Linked DNA regions of Homo sapiens: region 2 is linked to region 1. The links are chromatin loops, found by intact Hi-C in ENCODE. Cell type or tissue: MCF 10A. All regions are shown on one strand. Each heading gives the region's core, and the rest is flanking DNA. Links, peaks and the distances in the headings are about the cores only.

What was found. Hi-C counts contacts between places; a loop is a spot of excess contacts. Peaks named below come from ENCODE experiments on the same cell type or tissue, not always from the same donor. Only the 100,000 strongest peaks of a DNase experiment are listed, where the experiment ranks them.
Region 2: a loop joins it to region 1, with 3 times the contacts of the local background. A loop is called at or near these places in 7 of 110 quality-filtered maps.

The regions. Positions count from the first base shown.
Region 1 is chr1:44,325,436-44,329,831 of GRCh38, reverse strand. The region is part of intron 3 of ERI3 (ERI1 exoribonuclease family member 3); the gene reads left to right. Among named protein-coding and RNA genes, the nearest start is that of ERI3, 28 kb to the left of the region's middle. In MCF 10A, for the core only: no CTCF peak of the experiment used is centred there; a DNase peak (open chromatin) is centred at 1,791.
Region 2 is chr1:44,089,972-44,094,367 of GRCh38, reverse strand. It overlaps a transcript of KLF17 not described here. Among named protein-coding and RNA genes, the nearest start is that of KLF17, 27 kb to the left of the region's middle. RefSeq lists enhancers at 362-686, 4,217-4,396. In MCF 10A, for the core only: a CTCF peak has its summit at 1,984 (motif pointing left); no DNase peak of the experiment used is centred there.

The sequences.
Region 1 (4,396 bases), core at 255-4,254:
GAATCTATAGTTGTTGTAAATGGGGTACTCTGAGTAGAAGATCCGTATCAGGGAGAACATAACAGGCAGAGCTGTTATAGTTGAGTTCCTTAGTGGTAATGTGGGTAGTTATTCCTCTAGGACCTATTTGATGCATTGTTTGGCCATTGGCCTAGAGGAGGTAGGTAGTGATGGTTAGGTAGATAGGATAATAACTGGCTAGAAAGCTTGGAATCTTGCTCTCTAAAAGTGTGATAAAACTGAGAGCCATGATTTGAGATTGCATTGTCTGGAAATGCAGGGACATGTCTGCGTTGTTCACAACACTAGCGGCATTTTAAAGGCCAGCTGGTCAACTGAACGGGATTGGTAGTTACAGATGGGTGGGTAGGGCTGATGAGTGAGATGAAACATGGCATTTTGATCAGGTCTACTTTCACTGGAAAGGTAATGTGACTAGAGAAACAATGTCGGGGGCAGACCTGAAAGGAAATTCATGGTTGATGGTGTTGAATGTGGTGGCTGGTGAGGATAGCAAGGAGTCCCCAAGTAGGTGCCTTAGGATATGCAGGAATTCTGTGATCCTGCTCCAAATTTGTGGCCAGGGTTGGAGAGGCCTTTCTCAGGACCAGAGGCAGTTAGATAGACCAGATAAGCTCCTGGCTTGTGTCTGTAATGAGCGGTCTTCTCATAGGAGAGGTACCCAGTCCTGCTTTTTGGTTCATCTGGACAGAGGAAGGTTTTTTTCTGGAGGGCTGAGACAATAGTGTGCTGAGCACTCTGAGGGTAGCTGATGCCCTGGTCTTGACAGTATTCCTAAAGGAAGCAGGCACTGCCATGACAAGAAGACTTTTTGCTAGCTCCCTGACAGAGATGTGCCAGTCTACTCTGTGAAGTTCTTGGATGTGACAGGCCTGTTTTTCTGCCCTAGCTCTTGGCAGCAAGGAGGATGAAATGTCTGGTGATAAGAGCTAGCGATGGTTAGCAGACTTAGAGGGCTTGACTCGGGTGCTTAAAGTGGGTCAAGTAAGGGTTTGCTCTGAGAAGGGAGCTGAGAGCCATGGGCTCTGATTCTCATTTGGTCAGTACCTCAGCGATAAGGAGTTAGTCACATAAATGTTCTAGACTACACCTTTGCTGTTTAAATTGTGGTCTGAGAACCAGCAGCATCCTCATCACCTGGGAGCTTGTTAGAAATGCAGAATGTCATGCCGGCCCTACTGAAATAGAATATACTGAAATATAATCTGAATATACTAAATATACTGAAATAGAACCTGCAATCTGACACATTCCTCAGGTCATTTGAAGTCTGAGAAACACTGCTGTAGTCTGGACCAGCGGTTCTCAAACTTCAGACTTCAGCGAGCGTCAGAGTCACCTGGAGGGCTGTTAAAACCAAGGCTGTTGGCCCCATCCCCAGGGCTTCTGATTCTGAAAGGCAAGGGTGGAGGCCAGAAATTTGCATTTCTAACAAGTTCTCAAGTGATGGGACTGGTTTGACAACAGCTGACCCTCTTAGCTTTCTCATCTGCAAAACAGGGGAGTGATTCCTGCCTGCTTACGGAGATGTGGGATCATATGGGACAGTGTGTGAGAAATGTGTTCAGTGCATTGCGGGGGTGGGGGGCGGGTATCCGTTTGTGTATTGCTTGCTTACTAGTCAGTGAATTTTTAAAAATCTATTGTCATGCCAGCACAACTGTTTACCTTCCTGGCTGCTGGCCATCATTTGTGGGCAGAGAACAGGGAATCTATGAACCACCCCACAGGCATGCAGTATTCTGTGAAGAGATCAGCAGTCCCTGGGGCTATGGATGGGGATTATTGAGCAAGGCCTCCTGTAGCCCAGCCAGCTTCCCTGGCTCCTGGCCAAGTAGTCTGACCAGAATTCTCAGTCTGCCTGAGTGGGCCTGGTCCTGTCTTGATCACTTGTTACTCACCGCCATTTCTTCACCCCCAGCTAGTGTATCTTAAGGCAATATTTGAATTGGTTTGAAAAATGGTCTTTGTCTAACCAAGCCTCTGATTCATCTTGTGATCCTGAGCAAGACACATGCCTTTCCTCCACTTTGTTGGGTGACTGATGGAACAGGCTTTGGCTGCATGTGCCCAAGTCCCAGAATGTGGACTCTGGACCTTCAAAGTGAGGGAAGCTGAGGTAGACGCTGTTCTGATGAGAATCAGTAGAGCATAGTAGTTAAAAGCATAGATTCCAAAACTGGACTGTCTGGATTTGAGTCTTGACTACCTACTGGTAGTCTGACCTTGGGCAAGTTGCTTGCACTCTTTATGCCTCAGTTGCCTTATTGGCAAAGTGGGGTTAATAATAGTACCAATCTTATAGGACTGATGGGAGGATAAACTGAGTTAAACATATTAAGTGCTCAAAACAGTGTTTGATATGTAATGGCTTATAGGTATTAGCTCTTATTAGTAGAACTAGTACTAGTATTATTCTGATCCACAACCTCCTAATAAGCTGTTGAGATACAGCAGGTGACTGGGAGGCAGGCCCTGCTTCTCTGGGAAACACAGAGAGATCAGGCCCTCTTATCAACATACTGATAGAACCAGAGTACTATCCAGAGAGATTTTTTTGGGCTTGGCACCCTTCCATTTCTAGGCCCTTCCTTAGTGATGCCTCCAGGGGACCTCTCTAGCACATAACCTGAGATTTGTTTAAATTAATTTCATGACAAATGTGTGTCTACAGGTAGCTACAAACAAATCATTTGGTTGTTTGGTGCCCTTGAAGGGTCAGCTTCACAGAAGCCACTAATATCTGAAGTTATTTACAATTGAATATGTAAAAATGTTTGAACTGTGGCTGTTTCTGAGTCATGTACATACAGAGGGAGACACAGGTGTGCACACCTCAGGTGAGGATGTGGTTTCTAAGACTTGGTCTCCTTCATTTATTGGTATTATGTTTTTGAAAAATTCAGATTTCAATAAGGGTAAATTATAATTCACTTTGCACCCATACTCTCCTCAAATAAAGAATAGCAGTGTCTATTTTCAGCCTCTTTTCTATATTTTAATTGCTTTGGGGTCTATGGAGATGGGGAGAGGGGGACATGTAGGTGAAAAATCAGCCTTTTAAAGCTCCGATTTTTTACCCTTCCTTGTCCTGAAACTTCGAGCATCAGCTCTCATCTGTCAAAGTGTAAATCAGCAATTAAAACCCAAACAGCCAAATGCCAAAGATGACCCGAAGCACAAAGCAACTGACAAACAAGTCCGGACAAATCGACGGGTAATTTATAAGCTTTGCCCTAAAATCTAATTATTTGGCAATTCGAATTTGCAGCCAGCCAGGGCTTGGCAATAAATTTAACCCGCCATAAATTATTTAGGAGCAGACTGTGGTGTAAATCAAAACCACGAGTGTTTGTTTAAGAAATAAGCTCCTTGTGCATAAAATGTCTTTTTTTTTTCCAAGGGAGAAACTGTTATTGCAAACCATACCCCATTGCCCAGTGTAGCCCTCACTTCTCCCATCCAACTTACCCTCTTCCCTGTGGCCAGGAGGCTTCTTGATCCTTGGAGAAAGGGCCCGTCTTTGCATGAGACTTTTATCCAAAACTAAATATTTGGGTAAAACCCACATGTTTTCCAGGGACTGCATTTTCTACCTTGTGGTATGTGTTGCTTTTAGATTTTATCAAACCTTTCAGTGCAGGGACACACACTTTTTGGAATTTTCTTCCGAGGGTTGAAGGAATAGATTAGTTGTTTTGAAGGAAAGCCAGTTCCTTCTTCCTAGGTTGGGAGGGGGAAGCCATGAAAAATGATCTGCTCATTCTCTTATTTCAGATAGGACATAGAAACATCAGCTCAGGCAGAGGAGAATCTATGCTTAGGAAAAAAGGGCTAGAATGCTACTCTATTAAACCCTCTGGGCTGGGTGCAGTGGCTCTGGCCTGTAATCCCAGCACTTTGGGAGGCCAAGGCAGACAGATCTCTTGAGGCCAGGAGTTTGAGACCCACCTGGCCAACGTGGCAAAACCCTGTCTTTAGTAAAAACACAAAAATTAGCTGGGCATGGTAATCCCAGCTACTTGGGAGGCTGAGGCATGAGAATCACTTGAACCTGGGAGGCGGAGGTTGCAGTGAGCCGAGATCATGCCACCGTACTCCAGCCTGGGTGACAGAGCGAAATCCTGTCTCAAAAACAAACAAAAAAACAGAATTTATAAACCCTCTGTCCCAGTTTTATGAATCCCAACAGTCTAACCTGAGTGCCTTCTGCTTAAATCCTCTTGTTGTTATTCTATCTTCAAATTTATTTTTATTTCTGCAGACACTTCAGTTGGAGGGAGTTTGAATACCCCGAAAGCAACTTACACATTTATTTCTTGTAATCTACTGATCGTGGGTGTGAAATTTCATTTGAAATGCTGTTGCAGTTGTG
Region 2 (4,396 bases), core at 292-4,291, 240 kb after region 1:
ATGGAAAAACAGGATCACATCAAGCTAAAAAGCTTCTGCACAGCAGAGGAAACAATTAACAAAGAAAAGAGACAACCCATGGAATGGGGGAAAATATTTGCAAACTACCCATCTGACAAGGGATTAATAATCGAATACATAAGGAGTTCAAGCAACTCAATAGGAAAAAAAAAACAAATAACCTGTGTTTAAAATGGGCAAAAGATTTGAATACACATTTCTCAAAAGAAGACATACTAATGGTCAACAGTCCTGCAGTCAGCCTGCAAAATCGTGGTATATGAAAAGTCACCCCTCCATATACATGGGTTTTGCATCTGGCGAATATTGTTTGATCAAAAAAAATCCACATCTAAGTGGACTCACGTAGTTCAGACTCAGGTTGTCCAAGGTTTAACTTGGACTGTTTCTTCTCTGTCTTCCATTTCAAGCACTTTCTCTCTGACTCTTTTTACTTCTGAAGAAAACAGTACACTAACTTGGTAAAGAGATAACTTCCAATGAAAAATATCTGAGCTACAACAGACGCAGAGAGAAATCTTATCTGAAACTTCCCTTATCTGACTAACTCAGAGCCTTAGGAGACATAGCTGCCACAAACCCTCCTCCAGAGGTCTCTGGTCACAGAAGCACTGACGTTGAACATCAAGACACTTTTTAAAAAATCGTATAAAGATGAGTGCGGTGGCTCACACCTGTAATCCCAGCACTTTGGGAGGCAGAGGCAGGTGGATCACTTGAAGCCAGGAGTTTGAGGCCAGCCTGGCCAACATGGTGAAATCCCGTCTCTACTAAAAATACAAAAATTAGCTGGATGTGGTGGCAAATGCCTGTAATTCCAGCTACTCGGGAGGCTGAGGCAGGAGAATCGCTTGAACCCAGGAGGCAGAGGTTGCAGTGGGCAGAGATCGCACCACTGCACTCCAGCTTGGGGGACAAGAGTGAAACTCCGTCTCAAAAAAATAAAAAATTGTATAAACAAGACTCATAAGAAGCTTCCATTCTTTGAAGTCCTAAAGCCCCGCTGGGGTAGTATATAGGTTGGTACATAAACTTTTACCCCCAGCTGTTCAGGGAGCTACTCTCTCTATAGGGTACGCCCACATGTGTATTTTCCCCCTGTTACTCTATTGCCATTTAATTCACAGGCCCCCAACCAGCTGGACTTAGGTTGGTAGAGGAGAAGTCTTTCTTCCCAACACTTTTCTCTTGATTTCATTTTCATCCTCTTGGTTTTTCCAAAGCAAACATGGACAAATAGGATCACATCAAGCAAAACTGTCTTTCTTCAATGCCCCTTATTACATTTCCACTTGAATTTATTCTCCTTTGAGTACCTTATAATGTAGGCTTTATTTCTGAAATCATTTTGTCTGTTCCTTCTTTCCTGAGTTCAGTGAACTCTTAATTTATTCCTTCAGAGCAGGGGGATGCCCATTTGCTTTTAATTTTTGAATTTTGGTTTCAAGATGGTTTTCCTTTTTTTGTTTTTTTGGGGTTTTTTTTGATAAATTTTTGAAGTACAAGTATAATTTTGTAACATGAATAGATTACATAGTGGTCAAGTCAGAGCTTTTAGGGGGTCTATCACTCAAGTCACATATATTGTACCCCTTGAGTAAAGGGTACCCAGCTACTCGAAAGGCTGAGGTGAGAGGATTGCTTGAGCCTAAGAGTTCAAGTCCAACCTGGGCAACATAATGAGACCCTGTCTCAAAGGAAAAAAAAAAAAAGCTAAAGAGTGATTTGTCATATCCTCAAATGTTTGCCTGAAGACGACAATTCATTGAGTTTGGTGTGTTGTGTTACAGCATTTTTCTTCTGCTTCATGGTAATTTTTCTTTTGGGGGGAAATGTAGAAATGTTCATCACTTGAACTATTTTGGTTCTCATTTTCTATTTTCTTATAGAAACGTTTAATCTGTTTTTGGCTATTTATTTTTTGGAATGAGAGTGGTCTCCAAGATTCTTAGTTGAATGGCGTCCCCTTCTGTCAGTGTAGTGAAGTACAAGTTTTTTTTGAGACGAAGTTTTGTTCTTGTTGCCCAGGCTAGATAGAGTGCAATGGCTCGATCTCGGCTCACCGCATCATCAGCCTCCCGGATTCAAGTGATTCTCCTGCCTCAGCCTCCCGAGTAGCTGGGATTACAGGCATGCACCACCACGCCCAGCTAATTTTGTATTTTAAGTAGAGATGGTGTTTCTCCATGTTGGTCAGGCTGGTCTCGAACCCCCGACCTCAGGTGATCCGCCCACCTCAGCATCCCAAAGTGCTGGGATTATAGGTGTGAGCCACTGCACCTGACCCAAAGAGCAAGTTTTTTTTTTTTTTTTTAATGCAGTAGTTCTTTTTAAATTTGGGGGAGGGAAGTGGGCAGAGAGAGAGAGAGAGAGAGAGAGAGAGAGTGTGTGTGTGTTGTTGTTGTTGTTGTTTTTTGGGTTTTTTTTTTTTTTGAGACAGAGTTTTTCTCTCTCACCCCCCAGGCTGGGGTGCAGTGATGCCATCCTAGCCCACTGCAGCCTCGAACTCCTAGGCTCAAGCAATGAATACAGCAGTTCTTAAAGTGTGATTCAAGAACCGTTAAGGTCCCCAAAATCTTTCAAGTAGCTGCAAAGTCAAAACTATTTTAAGAATATACTAATATGCTTTTGTCTTTCTGACCTTCATTCTCTTAACAAGTATGGAGCTTTCTTTTTCTTTTCTTGTTCTTCTTTTTTTTTTTTTTTTTTTTGAGATGGAGTCTCATGCAGTGGCACGATCTCGTCTCACTGCAACCTCCGCCTCCCAGGTTCAAGAGATTCTCCTACCTCAGCCTCCCAAGTAGCTGGGATTACAGGTGCGTGCCACCATGCCTGGCTAATTCTCATGTTTTTAGTAGAAACAGGGTCTCACCAGGTTGGCCAAGTTGGTCTCAAACTCCTGACCTCAAATGATCCACCTGCATCAGGCTCTCAAAGTGCTGGGATTACAGGTGTGAGCCACAGTGCCTGGCCCAGAGGTATGGACTTTTCTAGGAGCTACAGGACATGTGATATTGCATCAGACTGAATTTAGACATGCAGATATAAGACCAGCTGTCTTCTGTTTAGCCAGATATTAACAGATTTGTAAAAATGTAAAAAAAATGCCACTCTTCTCATGAAATTTTTTGTTTTGGAAAATATAGTTATTTTTCATTTAAAAATTAGTTATGTTAATATGGAATTGGTTTATTATTCTTTTTAAATTAATTCCTAAAATACTTTTTAAATTCTCAGTTTTAATATTGAATATAGTAAATGTTGATAGATATAACCTACAAATACAAAAGCTCTTTAGGGTACTCATTTTAAGAGTATAACAAAGTCCTGAAAACAAAAAAGTCTGACAACTGCTGCTTTAATGGATGGCTCTGTGTGTGTGTGTGCATGCGTGCGTGTGTGTGTGTGTGTGCGTGTGCATGTGTGTGTGTGTGGTGGGAATTGTATCTCCTGCAAGTTTTGGGTTCTGTTTTGTGTTACATGCCCTACATTTTCCTCTTTTGATTCTTTTTTTCTCCCCCTGGGTACTCACTGGTTATAGCACCTTTTGATTCTTTTCCCCTTCACCACCTAATCTTCAAAGTGTGCCTCTCCTTTCCTTTCTTGCATTCTATTTCCCCAGAAGCGCGACTTTTCTGAGGTTGTCTCCTTGAGGCTACGCTGCCCTTTTCAGTCCCTCCCCGTGGTCAGTGCTCTGATCTACAGGATTCGTTTTCGTGTTGTTTCTCTTAGGGCGGACTTTCTCTTTAACACAATGATTTCAGATCAATCTTTGGCCTGCTGTTACCTGCCCCCTCTTCTCTTCCACAGTTTTTCCAGGACTGCCCTTGCTCTCCACAAAGATTTGCAGTAGAACTGTGAAAGCCATCTCACTGGAATTTGGTGTTTATTTTTTCTACTTACAGGTAATTTAAAGTTTAGGAATTCTCTGTCATCCAGTTATGCTGAGAATTTAGTTTTTGTTATTATTTTTTTCTGTATCAAGAACCAGGAGTCAACAAATCTTTTCTTTTTTTTTTTTTTTTTTTTTTTTTTTTTTTGTAGAGACAAGATCTCACTGTGTTGCCCAGGCTGGTCTAGAACTCCTCAAGAGATCCTCCTGCCTGGGATTACAGGTGTGGCAGCACCTGGCCAGCAGATTTTTTCTTAAAAGGGCCATATAGTAAATAATTGAGGCTTCCAGGCCATACTGTCTCTCTCTCTTTTTTTTTTTTTTTTGAGACAGAGTCTCACTTTATCACCCAGGCAGTGGCATGGTCAGAGCTCACTGCAGCCTTGATCTCCCAGGCTCAAGGGATCCTCCCGCATCAGCTCCCCGAGTACGCCCGGCTAACTTTTTGCATTTTTAGTAGGGACAGGTTTTCACCATGTTGGC